2 separate regions of the Homo sapiens genome follow, and region 1 is linked to region 2. Evidence: read pairs that join two places in POLR2A ChIA-PET (ENCODE). Cell type or tissue: CD4-positive, alpha-beta T cell. All regions are shown on one strand. Links, peaks and the distances in the headings refer to the core of each region. The heading gives the core; the rest is flanking DNA.

Region 1 (8,885 bases), core at 1,873-6,872, 310 kb before region 2:
GGGAGGATATCTTGAGCCCAGGAGTTAGAGATCGGTCTGGGCAACATAGCGAGAGCCCATTTCTTTAAAACATTTTTTAAAAAAGAATTTCTATGATCATTAATAGTATTAATAAAGTAATATTAGTAACTTAGCACCTTGGCTAGAGGGTGAGAAGGAGAGGCTGGGTTAGGACTTGTATCCTGGGCTGAGTGCAGTGGCTCTTGCCTGTAATCCCAGCACTTTGGCAGGCCGAGGTGGATGGATCGCTTGAGCTCAGAAGGTTGAGACCAGCCTGGGCAACATGGTGAAACCACAGCTAAAAAAAAAAAAAATGTGTGTGTCTGTAGTCCCAGCTACTCAGGAGGCTGAGGTGGGAGGATTGCTTGAGGCTGGGAGGCGGAGGTTGCAGTGAGCCAAGATTGCGCCACTACACTGCAGCCTGGGTGACAGAGTGAGATCCTGTCTCAAAAAAAAAGAAAAGAGAAAAAAAAAATTTATTGTACCCTGGAAACATGGTCTCTGGAATGCTGGGAACAGCTTCTCCACCCTGACTCTTACAGACTCTTGGGAAACAAAAAGCCACTAAGAATTGTTCCTCAGCTCTGGGCTAGGGCTTTCTAGAAAGATCAGGCAGGTATGTCCCTGCTGAGGTTGCTGGCTGAGAGTTCCTTTTTTCCAAAGTGCCCCATCAGTGGGACTTCAAAAGGCAAAGGTAATTTAATTCTCTGATGCCTCCAGGAGTGTGATAAGAATAAGGACGCTGACTGCTGAGTGCTCACACCGTGCATCATCCTGTTGAATGGTCAGACAAGCCCTGTGAGGGCTGTGGTCAGTTCCACCTCACAGATGAGGCAGTGACAGGAGTAACTTGCCTGAGGTCACAGGCTGGTAAGGGGCAGAGTCAGGAGTTGAACCCAGGGAGCTTAGCTCCACCAGCTCCACCAGGATTGGGTCCTGGTTCAGTGTGACTGCTGGGTGTATTTGTCAGGGATGCATTTGGCTGCAAGTAATAGAAAACCCAACCAACTGTGGCTCAGGCAAATCCTGAATCCGTGTTTTTCTGACATAACACAAAGTTCTGGTTACTGGTGATAGTTCTGCAGTGTGGGGGCTGACATCCTTGTGATTTTCCAGGCCTTTCTTTCATGGTCACAAGGCAGCCGGTGAAGCCGTGGGTGTCATGTCTGAATTAAAGACAGGAAAGAAGGGTGAAGAGTGACAGGGCATGTCCACTTGGATCAGGAAAATGAGATTTTCTTTCCGGGATCCTTCCCTTCCCTAGTGCATTTGGCCAGAACTGGGTCTGATGGACACCTGAGTGGCAGCAAGGCTAGGAAAGCAGAAAGCATCATTGAACTTGGCTAAATCAAACAAGAGTTGTTCCTTGGGTTCAGGCAAGATCACAAGAGAGAGAACGCCCATCATGGGGGCACTCCGAGTCAGCCACATTCCTCTCCTTGAGCCTCAGTTTCTTCACCCACCCTCTGCCAAAGCCGTGGCTCTACCATGTCTCCAAGCCCTGGTTAGAGCTTCTGGAGCTCTGCCTGTGCTGACTGGGCAGGGGCAGGGCTCTGTTGAGATCTCTAACGTCAATACCAACCTAGGCAAGCTCCACAGAGCCCAGTGCCTGTCAGCAGATCCTGCTGTGGTCATGGGAATCAGAAGGCAATCACTTGGATGCCCAGAAGCCTTTGGAGCTGGCCTTCCTGCACAACTCTGTGTGCACTATTGGTGGGTAAGGGAAGCCCTCCGAATGTCTTGAAGCCCAGGGGACCCTTCTGGTTTTGTCATTGACTTTACACTCTGATCTATCCTGGACTTACAGGTCTGTCTGCCCTGCGGCTGTGGATGCTCAGATGCACTGGGTGCTCTGAGGGCAGGACCAAGGCTAGTCATCATCCTGAAGTCCCCAGAGCCGTGGAGGCATCATTACATGTTTGTTTCCTGTCTGTTGCACCCAGGCACGAAAGAGCTGGGGAGAGGATATCTGGAGCCATTTTCTTTAAGCTGAGCTGCCGTTGGGTGGGCGTGGACTGGGGAAGGTTCCAATAGGAACCTTAGTGTGTTTTTCTCATTTGCATATGGGATGGGATGGGAGAGAGGGTGATGGTCACTGTGGAGGCTCGTTTCCATGGAAACAGGATGGTAGCTGCCATGTGTGATGTTGGGGGAAGTCACCAGAGATTCTCTGGCCACAGGCTGAGGTGCCTGACACGGGTCAATCATGAATCGGGAAGGACTATCTCTGTTACGTGGGACAGAAACCCTGAATCTGGTTTAAGGGAGTCAACTGTTTCCTCTACTGAAAAGCCAAGAGGTCTCCAGCTTCAGGGCCCGCTTGCTCTAGAATCCTGAAAGATGTCTCTAGATGGTGTGTGCTCCTATCCCACAGCTCTGCTAGTCTGTGCTGACTTCCCTCCCTGGAGCTTTCACGGTGGCAGGGTGGTGGCAGGCAGCTCGGGGCTCAGTGCCGACTCCCTCCAGTTCAGACACACCTTTCCTTTCCTAGCAGTTCCAATCAGTCCTGGGAACTGAGCCTCTTTGGCCTGGATTGGCTGGTGTGGGGCATGTGCTCATCCCTAAGCCAATCACTGAGGGTAGGGTGGGCAGAGCTCCTATAGGCCAGACGGAGGTGAAGGCTCACCCCTGGCAGGATGTGTCAGCTGTGCCCCTATCACGTGGCTGAGGGTGGGGAGGCTGGTCAGGGAGGCTGGAAAGGGATGCTGGACAGGGAGGATCCCAGGCCAGGCCTTGTTACTCCTGGAGTTCACAAGGGCGCCCTGGCTGGTGGAAACCAAGCCGTTTAGGTGGCCTACCATGAACTATCATTAACTGACTGAGTTGGGCTTTTTTACACCCATGATGGTGTTACATCCTGACAATCCCCAGAAATTAGTATTGTTAACACCATTTTGCAGATGAGAAAATGGAGTGTCAGAGAGATTGGTAGCCTGCCTCAGGACACACTCAGCCTTTATGGATCAGATCTGGGATTGCTCAGGTCTGGCTGCCCCCAGGGCTCGTGCTCACCCATGACATGAAGGGGTTGTACATTTCCAGAGGCTGAAATATAAGCCGTTGATTTGCCTCACTAGCCCTCAGAAAGCAGTGAGGTGAGTCCCCTGAGAGGAACATTTCCCCCAGGCTCTGGTTAGAGCCAAAAGCATCTCTGCACCACACAGAGCCCACTCTCTGGTTCCCAGCAGCCATTCTCACCTGCCGTGCTGCCAAGACTACTCTGGAGTAATGGAGCTAAGTTTCACGGGAGGCAGACATCATGAGGCATACACTAAAATTATTCATTGTTTATCTGAAGCTCAGATTTAACTGGGAAGCTTCTATTTATCTGGCAACTCTACCCAGAAATAAACCACTGGAGTAAAGTAACCCAAATGGAGGCTTGGAGAGAGAAGGTCCAGGTCTTCTGCCACTGAGGTTCCCAGAGCTGCCCTGGTTCCCACCTGCCTGGGTTCTGTCTTTGCAGCCCATCCCTCAGCTTTGTGGCCAACCCAGCATTCTTCCCCCAAATCCCCCCTGTACTCTGAGCTTGGCCTGAGTTGGTTTCAGAGCGTCAGTCAACTGGGCTTAATAACCTCTGTTCTTTGGCCTCATAGGTTTGTGTGAGGAACTGCGAGTGTTGCTGTTGTTTGAATGTGTCTCCCATAGTTCATGTGTTGGCAACCTAATGCCAAGTGCAACAGAGTTGAGAGGTGGGACCTTTAAGAAGTGACCAGGTCATGAGGACTCAGCCCTCGTGGATGGATTAATGCCATTATTGTGGGAGTGGGATGGTTATCGTGGGAGTGGGTTCCTGATGAGAGGGATGAGTTTGGCCCCTTCCCTGTCTCACACACACTTTCTTGCCCTTCTGCCACGTGATGACACAGCAAGAAAGTCCTCGCCAGATGCAGCTCCTTGATGTTGGACTTCCCAGCCTCCAGAATCGTAAACCAAATTAATTTCTTTTTTAAAAATAAATCATCCAGTCTTTCTGCTTCTGTTATAGCAGCAGAAAATGGACTAAGACAGGTATCTTAGTCTGTTTGGGGTGCTCTAACAAAATACCATAAACCGGGTGCCTCATAAACAACAGAAATCTAGTTCTCACAGTTCTGGAGGTTGGGAAGTCCAAGATCAAGGTGCTGGCAGATTCAATGTCTGGTGGGGGCCACTTCCTCATAGATGAGTCTTCTCATTGAGTCCTCACTTGAGTCCTCACGTGAAGGGGCAGATGAGTTTCCCTTTGCCTGTTTTAAAAAGGTGCTAATCTCATTCTTGAGGGCCCTGCCTTCATGATCTAATCACCTCCCCAAAGGCCCTAATACCATCACCTTGGGGGATAGAATTTCAATGTATGAATTTTAAGTGGATATAAATATTCAGACCATAGCAATGGGTGAAATGACCCATAAATCATGAGGTGCTGGCCACAGTCAAGGGTTAATGTCATTACTCCCAAATCCTCTCTATTATTTCCTTCCTCCTTCTCTCCCTCCTTCCCTCCATCCCTCCACAGAACACCTACTGTGTGCTAGGTCCCCGGATATTGGCAATGGCTGGTGGTCTAGTTACCAACCAACACAAGCCTGAGTCATCACAGAGCTGCCTCCTGACAGATGATCTGTGATTTCCAGCATCTCAGCTTCCCTTCCATTAGCTACATCTTAAATCACATTTTAAGAAAGCCCCCGTGGGCCCCTTGTGAAGATTGAGGAAACACCCTATTTTTATCAGCCACACACAGAAATCATCTCCTGGGCGGGGTATTTCCTGGAAAGATGTTAAATCTCAGTCATTTCTTGTGGCTTCTTGTCAGCTCCAAGCTTTTTTTTTCTTTCTTCTTTTTTTCTGATCTTGTCCCTCAAATTATTTGTTTGACAAACTCACACAGGGAATCCACCTCTAAGTCAGAACCTGGGCTGGGCACTGGGGACCCAGCAGGGGCTCTGAGCCAACCCCTGCTCTGAGGAACAGGGACAGGTGCCCAGAGGTGCCCTCATAGAGGATCAGTGGGACACCAGGCAGAAGAGCTCATCTCTGCCTGGGGGTGGGGTCTGGAGAGGGCCTCATGTGATTCGTGGGCGCGTGTGAGCTGAGGTAACAGTTGAGGCTGCGATACAATAATAGCTCACATTTCTTGGCTGTTCCTTGTGTGAGGCCCTGTTCTGAGTACTGGATCTGTATATGAACATGTTTCAGGTCAGTGACTTGCCCAAAGTCACATGGGACACAAGCAGCGAGCTGGGATTGGAACCCAGCTCTGTACTCTGACCATCGGGTAGCACTGCCTTGGAGGATGCTGGCCCTGGTCCTAGTGCTGTGGTGGGCGCTGTGCCTTCCACCTACCTGGTCAGCAGAGGGTAACGCTCCCGAGCCGGAGGCGCTGGCCTGCTCCGGCCTTGCCGGTGACTGATGCAGTGGGAGAGGGGGCAGGTCACACAGAGCTCCTGGGTCCCTTGGTACCTGTCTGTGGGACATGGATCCCTTCTTTTTTTTTTTTTGAGACAGAGTTTTGTTCTTGTCACCCAGGCTGGAGTGCAGTGGCGCAATCTCAGCTCACTGCAACCTCCGCCTCCTGGGTTCAAGCGATTCTCTTCCCTCAGCCTCTTGAGTAGCTGGGATTACAGGCGTGCGCCACCATGCCCAGCTAATTTTTTTTTATTTTTGTATTTTTAGTAGAGACAGGGTTTTGCCATGTTAGCCAGGCTGGTCTTGAACTCGTGACTTCAGGTGATCCACCTGCCTTGGCCTCCCAAAGTACTGGGCTTACAGGCATGAGCCACCATGCTGGGCCTGACATGGGCCCCTTCTGTCTCAGTTTCTTCATCTGCAGTGGGTGCTGTAATCCAGCTGAGAGAGGAGTACTTGAGGGAAGGGGTATGAAGCTTGCGGCAGGTAGCGAGTGCTCAGATAACCTTTCTAAACCAACCGGGACCCTGAGTTCCAGTTGACAGAAACACAGTACAAGCAGGACCTAGAACCCAAAAGGAAGGCACTGGCTCAAGTAACCGGGGAGAGCAGAGGGTAGGTCAGGGATCTGGGCTCAGCTGGAGGGAGGTCCTCCAAGCATGTGGTCAGGAGCCCGCCTCTCTCCAGCTCTTGCTTCAGCCTTCCTTTGTGTTGGCAAAATTCTCAGGCCACCACAGAGCCAAGGTGGCCTCCGGGTTTGCAGGCTGCTGCTTAGCCAGGGAGAAGGGCTCTTCCCTGCAGTCCTGGCTTAAGGGCTGGGCTGCCTTTGTGGCTCACCTGGGATCACGTGCCTATCCTGAACCAACCATGGTGGCCCAGCTGGGGGCATGGGATCCTCTGGTGGACCAGGCCTGGGTCTCTGGACCTCTGCTAGGAGCCAGGAGCCAGGGAGGGAGGCTCTTCAAGGAATAAGGTCGGAGTAGAGGGTGCTGGGAAGAAATGGTGTCCACCCTCCCTGCCCTCCTTTGCATGGCCCCTCTACCAGTCTGACCACACGGGAGCCCCTCTCCCCAGAAGACAGCCACCTCCTCCTGGGGCGACTTCAGGATGGAAGTGCTCTCTTTAAAGCAACATTACTTACCTAATTAAGCGCTTAGGAGCTGGCAGGAGGTAGTGGGGAGGTTTTGTTGATTTCTTTTTTAGACTTTTAGCACTGAAGTTGCGTGAGAAAGTAACTGTGTAATTAGGAATTAATTTCTCACTCCTGTAAGCGATGTCTTATTTGGGGCCTGAGGGGAGTCAGCCCACAAGGCGGCCCTTCCTTACCTTCTCTTTTTGGAATGTGGGCAGGAAGTCCCAGCTGTCTTGGCTGTCACTGGGGTGGAAAGAGGAGAAGGGGAGGGAGATAGCTTCCTCCATCCCAGGTGGCCCTCAGCAAAAATTGAGACGTGGTGCTTATGCCTGACATGGCACCTAGGGTGAGCAGACACTCGGGGGAGATGGACGGAGGCCACATTATGGAGACCCTTGAAGGTCTCTTTGTTCTGAAGGCAATGGGGAGTCACTGAGGGTTTTAAGTGGGAGTGACACAGCTAGGTCTGAGTTTAGGAGATTTCTGCTGACTGAGGAAGGGCTGTAGGGGAGGAAGCAAGGGGCAGGAGGGCAATTGGGAGGCTTGTGCCACTGTCGGGACAGAGGGAGGGTGATCCGGGCTAGGACAGGGAGAGTGGAACTGTCAGCAAGCTATCCCAGGTTGGGCCAATTGGTGCATTGAGTCATTGTCAAGACAGTGAGGTTCCCAGGACACAGACTTAAACCCACAATTCCTCCCTCCCAACTAAGTGCTCTTCCCTCTTCCCTCCTCTCTCCCCATCCTTGTCCTGTGTCCTCCTTTCTATCCTCTTCTGCTCAGAGAAGAATGAGAACTACACGATTCTTCACTGTGCAGCTACTATGTTTCTTCTTCACTGAATGCATTTATATGCTCTTATTCCCCCAGGCAGGAGATGCGGCCACCGCAGAATACCCGCAAATGGTTCATGAAGTGGAGAAGTGAGAGTTAGGACCCAGGAGAAACATTTAAGCAAATGGATTCCCTGGAAGGATCTACAGTGTCAAGATCTTTCATGCTGCTAAGAACTCAGTAATATCACATTTCCTTTTTTGACTTGGTTGCCAGGAAGCTCAGAGCTAAGATCTTGACACCAGATTCTACAGGAACGTTTTCTTGGGGGAGCTTTTCACCGGGGTCTGAGGGCTGCACCTGGTGGATTCTCAGGGGAATTTGGGGAATGTTTGCCGCAGACATAGACTGCAGGTGTGTTCCCGTGCTGAAGACCCAGAGGGTCATGTATGGCGTGAAGGAAAGGGGCTGGGCCAATGTGTTGCTCCAGGCCTGCCCTATTTGGACCAGCTCAGAGTGTTTGGGAGCTTCAAATGCACTGCCAGGCAGCGGCTGTTTCTGTTCCCCTCCAAGATGGGGGCGGATGGCGGGGAGGTTGCCCAAGTCTGTAGCCGAGAGCACACGTGTCTGATCAGCCTCCTGTGGCAAGGCTGGGGTCTGGGAGGTGTTCAGATCCTAAAGTTACTAACTGGGTCATCGTGGGCCCCCCCTTTGACATCCAGTCACAACTTGTATCTCATTGAGGACCCTGGGATCAGTCTCTTCCTGCCACCCCTTGTTGTAGAGAAACACAAAGTGTAAGAAAACACTCTTTGTCGGCTGGGCACGGTGGCTCACGCCTGTAATCCCAGCACTTTGGGAGGCCAAAGTGGGTGGATCATCTGAGGTTGGGAGTTCGAGACCAGCCTGACCAACATGGAGAAACTCCATCTCTACTAAAAATACAAAATTAGCTGGGCATGGTGGTGCATGCCTGTAATCCCAGCTACTCAGGAGGCTGAGGCAGGAGAATCGCTTGAACCCGGGAGGCGTAGGTTGTGGTGAGCTAAGATAGTGCCATTGCACTCCAGCCTGGGCAACAAGAGTGAAACTCTGTCTCAAAAAAAAAAAAAAAAAAAAAAAGAAAAGAAAAAGAAAACACTCTTTGTCATCAAGGGGCTGAGTTGTGCACGAGGGCAGTCTTGTCCCCCAGCCTATCCTGGGGCAGGGGCCATGGTTGGTGTCCTCACTTAACTGAGAGCCAATAGTCCTAGACTGGGTGGGGAAGGTGGAGCCTGGTGGCCGTGTAGGGGAGGGGAGTTAGGGACCAGCAGGGGGTTGTCCCAAGGGCTCCCTCAATGAGCCAGTCATGGATGTGGCTTGCTCTGGTCCGGGGTGGAATGGAGGGAGGCTGTGGCAGGAGAGAATAATGGGCCCGCGCTCAAATGAGTGGAGATTGAAATGGGTTCCCACAGGTAAAGAGAACAGTGCCCGGCACCCAGTAGGGTCTCAAACAGCCTTGCTTTTCTGTCTACCCATCCATCTTTCAGGCATCTGTTTATTTTCATGGCGAGGCTTCATGGGGACGGGAACAAGTCCTTGATGAGCGCCT
Region 2 (8,885 bases), core at 2,600-7,599:
TTTCAGCTCTATGGTTTCTCAGCTGTGTGACCTGGGTTAGCTGCTTAACCACCTTGAACCTCTATTTCCTCACCTGTACAATGGGAATAATAAAATTAAAACAAACTTGCATGGGTTCATTATGAAAATTAGATTGATTGATGACATAATACATAGCAAGCATTTAGAGCTGTGCCTGATTCCGAATGTGAGTTATCTGTAATAGTGACTTGAAATGGGTTTACACTGCCTGGCAGGAAACCATTCAATTCCTTTTTGTTTTTGACTTTAATCTTTGAAGCGCTTTCATCTCATTTCTTCTTATTTTGTGTTTGTGGAGAAGGAGGATGTTTAGCCATCCTTGGAGTACAATCTTTTATTAAAAACCATTATTAAGTCTCTTCAAGTTTCTCTTTTGTAGTAAATGATCTAGATTACTTAATGGTTCTGTTTTACATGTTTTAATCATTTATTTGAACCATCTCCAGATGTAGTACACACAGAAATATTGTCTAGGAAAATGTGTTACTGAAATTCCTTATCATCTGTGGTCCATTAGCTCAAATGTTTAAAACCCATTGTTTTTATTTTTATTATTTATTTATTTAGTTATTTTTGCAAGACAGGGTCTCACTCTTTTGCCCAGGCTAGAGTGCAGTGGCACAATTATAGTTCATTGCAGGCTCGAACTCCTGGGCTCAAGCAATCCTCCAGCCTAAGCCTCCCCAAAACTTCTTATTCTTAAGAGCAAAGTTGAGTTCCATCATATTGTCAGTTGGTTTCACTCCATCATATTGCCAAAACCACCTAATTCTCAGATGCATAGTTTAGCACAAGCCAAACCAGAAGAGACCATAGGTCATTCATTCATTATTCATTCAACATTTACTAAGTGACTGCTGTATGCCAGAGGCTGGGCTATGCTGTAAAGTCACAAAGAAGATACTTCTCAGTTGGGAGAGCTTACAGCTTGAGAGAGAAGACACACAAGCAAACAAATCATTACAAATGCCTTTCCATTGGGTGCCATACTTGAAATGAGAAGATGAGGCCAGGGTACCCTTGGGGCAGAAGGGAGGGAGGATTAAGCTCAGGGAACAGCTTTACAGAGAAGGTAACATTTGCACCATATTAAAGGATGGCAAGAATTGAGGAGTACAAAAAGGAGAATAGTCCAAGAAGAAACACTCAGGGATGATTTGCACATTGTAAATTTAGGTAACCTTACATGCCTTACATGGGGCTGCTGTGACTGAGGCACAGGGTCAAGGAAGGGAGCAGAGTCATAAAGCTACCCAGGTCAGCCAAGGCCAGGCTAGGAGGCCTGAGCTTTATCCTGCAGGTGTGCAGAGCCAGAGGAGAGTGCAAGAAGAGACATGGCACAGTCTGATCTGTTTTGCACAAATCACTCTGGAAGCAATGAGGAGGGGAGAATGGAGGTATTTGAGCCTAGAGTCAGGAAGGAGAAGTAGGATGCCAGGGTTGTGGGGAAAGACGATAAAGCCCACACAAAGGAGGGCTGATGGAAAGATGGAAATCAATTTCAGGTATATTTAGGCCAGGTGCGGTGGCTCGCGCCTGTAATCCCCACACTTTGGGACGCCGAGGCAGGTGGATTGCCTGAGCTCAGGAGCTCACAACCAGCCTGGGCAACATGGTGAAACCCCGTTCTACTAAAATACAAAAAATTAGCTGGGCATGGCGGCATGCGCCTGTAGTCCCAGCTATTCGGGAGGCTGAGGCAGGAGAATTGCTTGAACCTAGGAGGCGGAGGTTGCAGTGAGCCGAGATTGCTCCACTGTACTCCAGCCTGGGCGACAGAGTGAGATTCAGTTAAAAAAAAAAAAAAAAATTCAGGTATATTTAAAATATAGTGTTTAGAGACCCATTAGTGGAAGATACCAGATTTGAGAAAGGGGAGGAAAAGACACGGAGGAGTCCAGAAGAAATTTCCAGATTTCTGGCCTGGATAACTGTGAGGGCAGTGGTGCCAGATAGTGCCAGAATGAAATATATAGATTGGCACAAATCCATCTCTCAGAAATGCACCTCTGAGACATCTGTTCTGCTGAAGGTCAGTAGGGAAGGCCAACTTCATGTGCAAAGAGCAATATGTGTGTATTTCTTACTAGCTATTCTTTTTAAAATACTTCTTAATATATGGGACATACATGAGCTAAGATAGTATTCATGCAGGAGGTTTCATTTTTCATTTTCTGGCAATTGTGTTTTCAAATATGAGATGCTAGCATTATTTCAGTTATCTATGCCTAGCATAGTATATATCTACGGTTCAAGATTATTAATTGTCTCCCCTGCCTCCCCACTAGAAGGTAAGCTTTCTGAAGCCAGGGATTTTGTCTCTTTTGTCCTCATCTCCATTCCTAGCCCTTAAAACTAAGTTTGACTCCCAATTATCGAGTAAATGATTGAATTTCCATCTGAGTAAAAAGAAACAGTCATTTCCTTTACTAATGAGGAAAGAAAAGGAAAACAACAAACAAATCTGGACTTAAAACAGTTTTTACAAAAAGATCCAATTTGCAAAAATGGAACTGAAGTTTAAAAGCTACTTTTCTCCCTGCAGCTCTACTTCTGGGAAAGTCACAGCTGCCAGCTTAGATGGTGGTTTTCACTGCCCGGTTACAAATTCTGCACAGTTGTACATATTGGCAGGGCTCAGCTTCCTTAAATGCCATTGGATCAGTAGGGAAATGGTGATTTTCCTTATTGATTTAATGCCAGTTCCTCTTTTATGAAAAATCCCACGTGCTGCTCACTGGCGTATGTACCATAAAAACTGAACGTAGGGGGCCAGAAATTAAGTAAGTCACTCATGTTCTTCTCCAGCCATGTGACGTTAAACCATCTCTACTTTCAGGCTGGAGTGTTCAATCATTCTCCCTTTAAATTTAGCAGAGTGATTATTCCTCCTGGTGGATTGCACATATGCTCCTTTGATCTATGAAATACTCATTCTGGATGAACTTTAAGCTCCCAGGAAATGCATGTAAAATACTGTTTATAAATCGCGGGAGAAATGTTTCACATTCTTATTACTCCCAAGTAATCATACCAAGCCTCTCTCTCCAAGATTCGCTTTTTTTCCTAGAAGAGGGAAAAAGAACTTCGGGCAGTAGCACTGTGACAATCATCACCACGGTCGTACTTTCCATGAGTTTTACGCAGTAGGCTCACGGAAGTGACAATGCATGGTCGGGCGCGGTGGCTCATGCCTGTAATCCCAACACTTCGGGAGGCCGAAGTGGGTGGATCAACTGAGGTCAGGAGTTCAAGACCACCCTGGCCAACATAGTGAAACCCTATCTCTACTAAAAATACAAAAGATTAGCCGGACGTGGTGGTGGGCGCCTGCAATCCTAGCTACTCGGGAGGCTGAGGCAGGATAATCACTTCAACCCGGGCGGCGGAGGTTGCAGTGAGCCAAGATTATACCACTACACTCTAGCCTGGGTGACAAAACGAGACTCCGTCTCAAAAAAAAAAAGAAGTGACAATGTAGGATACCCATTCATCAGCAAATATTTAATGTGAGCAGGACAATGTGCTAAGTCCATAGACTGCAAAGAGGAGTGAGGCTGGGTTCCCATCCTCTGGGGCTTACAAGGTAGCTGGAGAAGTAAAACTCAAACCACAAAGTGAAGTTAATAGTCACCAATGAACAACATAGTAAGCTCTGCACTGGTTCAGAAGAGGACAGGAGTAACAAGACAGTAATCCTAAAGGAGATGGACTTGAATTTGAGCTGGACCTGAAGAGTCAGGAGCTAGAGTGAGTAAAGGCAGAGTGGTGGGAACATTTGTGAATCAAAGCTCAGGTGGGGGTTACGGCAGGCAGGGTGGGGATAGACTGAGGATGACTTTGAATGCCATGCCACTCTAAGGACTTTGGACTTGACTCTACAAGCAAGGTGGAATTATTAAGAGATTTTGAGTAGAAATGATGTGAGCTGAACAGTGCTTTTGAGAAACTAAATCTAGCAGGGATCAGTGCTCCAAATTAATTGGACATGTTTCAGACTTGAGATCATGAGACCCTGACCCAGGCTGGGGACAATGGGATGTCTCCATCATACATTACATTCCTGTGAATACTTCTTACAGATTCATATGAAATTCTGCCTCAATGTGCCTACTGTCTCTGCACTGTAAGACAGTGATATTGTGATCCTGTGTGCTGCTTGGAACCAGCCTCATTCCTTTAGCACCCCAGTTTGGACTTGGAGTGGGCCCAAGTGCAGCCTGTACACAAACCTCAAAGAATCCAGGCAGCATAGATGTAAAAGCTTGGAGCCCTCCAAGTCCACCTCCTCAACTTACCAAGAAATAAGCTAACTCTTGCTCATCTCCCTAATGACGGATTCAGCATGTGGCCTCAGATCTTCCTGTGCTCCAGCAGTGCTTCTGAGGCCAGTCCAAATTCTGCTTTGAGGTGTGCGTGTGCCAATTGTGGTGCAATCCAGAAGCATTTTGGACGAATGAAGGAGCTGTTTGTGTTTTCTTGCCCTAATTGAGATAGTTGAAGCTCCTCTCCCTTACTCTACACCAAGCCCCCCAGATCCGGTACCTCCCTGAGTCCCCGACTTCATCTCTGCCTTGCTTCTTTTCCACAACACCCTATCAGTTCTTGCATCCTGCCATTGGTTGTGCTGTCCTCATTATCTGAAGCCTTTACCTCCCCTCTTAGGCCTCATCACCTCCAGGAGACTCTCCATGGCCTCAGCCCCTCCCTTAGGTGGACCAAGCTTCCTCCTTGGAGCTCCATGCTACCCTGCATAGGGCTCAGTCACTTTGCCTCCATGATGTCTTGCAATTGTCTATTTATATGTCTGCCTCCTGTCCTTCAACTGTGAGCTCCCTGAGGAAAGGAACTGTGGGTATGCATCATTGAATACTCAGCATCTAGCACGGTGCCTGGTACACACTAGGTATTGAAATGTCTGATAAATGAATGACAGTTGCATATTTGTCTTTTTGGTATATTCATTCATTTGGTAAATATTTATTGAGTAATTACTTATAATTGAATTGGCGCTGTGTAGTTACACTTAAACATCAAAATGAGCCTATCCTCTCAAGCTCCAAATTATGCATGCATAAATTATACATGTGAAGTGTTAACATGCACACGCAGCAGAGAGTGTGCGTATCTACAAATACCAGAGCTAGCAAATGAAATAAACTGTGTGCCAGATGTCCCTGAAATTTACAAAGAACCAAGAACCAAAAATGACAGTTAGCTCCGTAAGCCCAACAAAAGAAAAAAAAAAAAAAAAGGAAAAGAGCAAAAAAGCAAAAGAACAAAAGAACCTTGAGCATAAGGAAGTGGCTATGGTTTTTTCTACATGCTCTAGCTGGGGGTGGGGAAAAGTCATAAAAGCATTCTATGCTGGACCGGTTCGTGTTAAGTCTGAGTTCCTCAATCGCTGGCTCTCAGGAGCTGTTTGGAAAATTCGTTGCCATGCATGAGTCGGGGGATTGGTTTTTTTTCCACTGGAAATTGTTAATGGGGACTGCATTAGCGGCCCCTTATCGCTTTGCCTGATAGAGAGACAGCAGGTTCGCCCAAACAATTCTGGAACCCTGATCACTGCCAATTAGGGGAGTATTGTCTGGCTGACATAATCAAGTAAGTATAAATATATTTATCGTGATTGGAATGGGGAAGGGAGACTGCAGAAAGATTGAGGCAGAAGCTGCCACCCACTGCCTGGCTCCAGCCTGGATCCAGCCCAGTTTGTCACCCTGTGCTCAGCAGAGGCGGTCACTGGCTTTCTGAGGTGGAATGCACAGTTGAGAATTCAGGACTAGAATTGCTTCTCCCAGAGAGAAACTTGTCTCTTCTCATTTTTCCTCCCCTCTTCTTCTCTTTTTTTCATGCTCACTTCTGTGAGAGCTGAAAAGAGAAGAAAAAGCAGATGCCACGTTGATCACGTTTTAATTCTGCCCCCCCGGCCATGCTATCCCCACTTACCTTCTCTGTAGTGGAAAGTGATGGTGAGGCACAGTGCCCTGACTGGACCTCCCATCCTCTCGGCCCGCCGGCATGTGCAAGTTGGTCTGGCATTGGGTTTATTTCATTGTTGATTTGTGGAGCTTTTTGGGAATACCTGTGATGTGAATCAGCCCTGGGATTGAAAGACCCTGAAAAAACAGTCCCTTGCAGTGGGCTAGTGACGGGAGGAATTGCTCACATTTAAACAGCTGAAAAGCAGACATGTTTAAGTCACATCTGGTGGCATTCCTGTTGTCTGAATGGAGAGCAAGGTCTTTTTAAGCATCTGCCCAGATTTCAAAATGCAGGCTGCATCTTTTCTTCCTCAAACAAATGGTCAGGATCGGATATGAATGGCCTAATCGCATCGGGAGAGGTAAACAAAACTGATCTCATGGCTGGATTTCAACCTTGGTCCATCCAGGCCCAATCGATCTAAGGCATGACTTTTTTTTTTCCTCTCACCCATGACTACTTGATAATGGCCATTTCCGGGGCCAAGTTCATTTCGGCTCTTTTCCACCATCCCCCGTGTGCTGCCCTGTCTCACCACTTGAGGGCTGAGGCCCCTTCCCAATGGCTACAACAGGGTAAGGGGACCCTGTCCTTCTGTCTCCTTCATCCTATAGTTTGTCTTCACAGCTGCAAATTGCTCTCAGGCCTGCCTTCCTGGATTTGACAAAAACTATTTTCTTACTGGTACTATGGATACCACAAGTGGAGATGTAAGTAGGAAGGTGCAGGTCCACAAATAAATAGGGAGCCCAGATGGGAGAAATGTCATTAGAGAGATCACTGTCCCTAAAGGCATCTGACCACCCATGTTCCTGCCTCTTTCTGCGACCATTTTCCTCCTTCGGCTGCTCAGAAATTGTCGAGGCCAAACTCCTTTCACCCAGATTCCAGAAATACACTTATTTCCTTTGCTTTCCAAATCTTAATGGATGAAACACCTCTTTTTTTTTGTCTTCTATCTCTTGCCAGAAATATTGTTTTTTGAGAACCAGAGCTCATTTATCTCCAAGGGAGAAAGAAATTCATTCCATGTTTACCCATTAACAAATTACCACTTACATGAAAATACTGGGACTTCTCTCATTCTTTGCTAATAAATGGGTTATTCACCTTGGTTGAACCATGGCAGAGGCAGATGGATAGCCACTATTCCCTTCAAGTTGGCTTAATATTCTCTCGTTGGCTTTTGTCTCCTTGAAGCACAGAGATTTCTCAGAGCTTTCTTTGCTTGATTCTGCTTTTAAGGAACGTGCCCAACTTATTTGAGTCTGTTTGTTTAGTAAGCTGAATTGATTAAATCCCTGGCATTTATGGAGGAGCCTACTGTGTTGGGTGCTATGGGTTCCTCCCCACTTGAAAGTTGAATTGGAGTCACCCATCTGAATACTAACTCCCTCCTAATCCATTGGTTTTCCTGCTGTGTAGACAGGGGTATGAAGTAGCCATTTACCAAGAGATAGTGCGATGTCATAAACCGAACATGAGTTCTAAAGTTAGCAAGACCTGGTTTGTACAGTAGTGCAGGCTTGGGCACGTTGCTGCTCTCTTTTGAGTCACACATTCCTCATTATAGATGCTGATGGGAACAACAGAGCTGTCTGTTCATCTTTGCTCTTCTCCATAATGAGATAAAGCCAAACAGACAGTGAAGAGCCTGGTCTAACCACATAACGTTGGTGCAAATTATATATGGTCATAAGAAGGTAATTTTTACCTGAGCATTTAGGTGGCATTTGGTGTGGTATTTGATGCATGTCATTTAGTTACAGAGATAAAACCTCCTGAACACACATAAAGCTCTTGGCCTGGTTGAACATTACATCTCACAGATTTTTATGTTTTTTACTAAGGATACTTCCTGCTAGGAAGTTGTAAAAGAGAAGATGGAAGTCTTTTTAATGGTATTGTAGCAATATCAGTTTCCTAGCTTTGATACTGTACTATGGTGATGTAAGATGTCCCCATTAGGGGAAGTGGGGTGAAGAGTACAGGGGACCTCTGTACTATTTTTGCAATTTCCTGAGAGACAGAGGGAAAGAGAGAAAGAGAGAGAGAGAGGAGGGAATGAGTGGAGTGACATGAAAAAGGAGTGTTCATCTTGGCTTATGTCCCTGGCTGGACAAATATTTACATTTTGTTTGCCTCTTTGTATAGATTTTGTGAATAGTCATGGTTAAAAGCTAGCATTCCCTTTTCTGTGGAAGAGAAGAAAGATAATAGAATGAGCTGAGAATCCCTGCCAACATTATATTAGAAAGCCACCTACTTCCTGCCTCTCCTCACCCTCCTTACCTATACAAACTTACCTTCTGCATCTTTGTCCTCCTTCTTTCCCATTCAAAGGGGAGATGCGTCTCCTGCTGAACAAATGAACTCCTCCGCATGACCAAGGTGTCCCATCCCTCCCTGCTGTCTCCAAAGGTTCAGTCCTGCTACATAATCTCTCTAGGTGAATTCCTTCTTACTCAGGGTTTTCACAATCATCTATATTGGAATAGCACCCAAATTAATAGCTCTACCCAGACTTTTTTATTGAGTTCTATACCTGCATAGCCAATCCTTGACTGGGAGTCTCTACATAGATCATTCACAAGCATTTCAAACACCCCTTTAATTATCTCCTCTTTCTGTATTCCCTTATCTCAGAAAATGCTACCAACATCTACCCTAATGCCCCCAGCAGGAACTCAAGAGTCGTTCTAGACCTATGCTGTCCCAAGTACTTCAATGTGGCTTGTCCAAATTGAAATGTGCTGTAAGTGTAAAATACACACCAGATTTCAAAGACTTAGTTTGGAAAAAATAATGCAAAGTATCTCAATAATATTTTATATTGATTTCAAATTGAAATGATAATATTTTGGACATATTGGGTT

What was found. ChIA-PET counts read pairs that join two places held together with the same protein. Peaks named below come from ENCODE experiments on the same cell type or tissue, not always from the same donor. Only the 100,000 strongest peaks of a DNase experiment are listed, where the experiment ranks them.
Region 1: POLR2A ChIA-PET joins it to region 2 with 5 read pairs; 2 of 35 experiments call an interaction of 5 or more read pairs at or near these places.

What each region holds. Positions count from the first base shown.
Region 1 is chr22:39,608,372-39,617,256 of GRCh38, forward strand. The region is part of intron 3 of CACNA1I (calcium voltage-gated channel subunit alpha1 I); the gene reads left to right. Among named protein-coding and RNA genes, the nearest start is that of CACNA1I, 42 kb to the left of the region's middle. In CD4-positive, alpha-beta T cell, for the core only: no CTCF peak of the experiment used is centred there; DNase peaks (open chromatin) are centred at 4,700 and 4,990; H3K27ac peaks cover 443 bases.
Region 2 is chr22:39,921,226-39,930,110 of GRCh38, forward strand. The region is part of intron 1 of GRAP2 (GRB2 related adaptor protein 2); the gene reads left to right. Among named protein-coding and RNA genes, the nearest start is that of GRAP2, 25 kb to the left of the region's middle. In CD4-positive, alpha-beta T cell, for the core only: no CTCF peak of the experiment used is centred there; a DNase peak (open chromatin) is centred at 5,366; H3K4me3 peaks cover 3,065 bases; H3K27ac peaks cover 1,533 bases.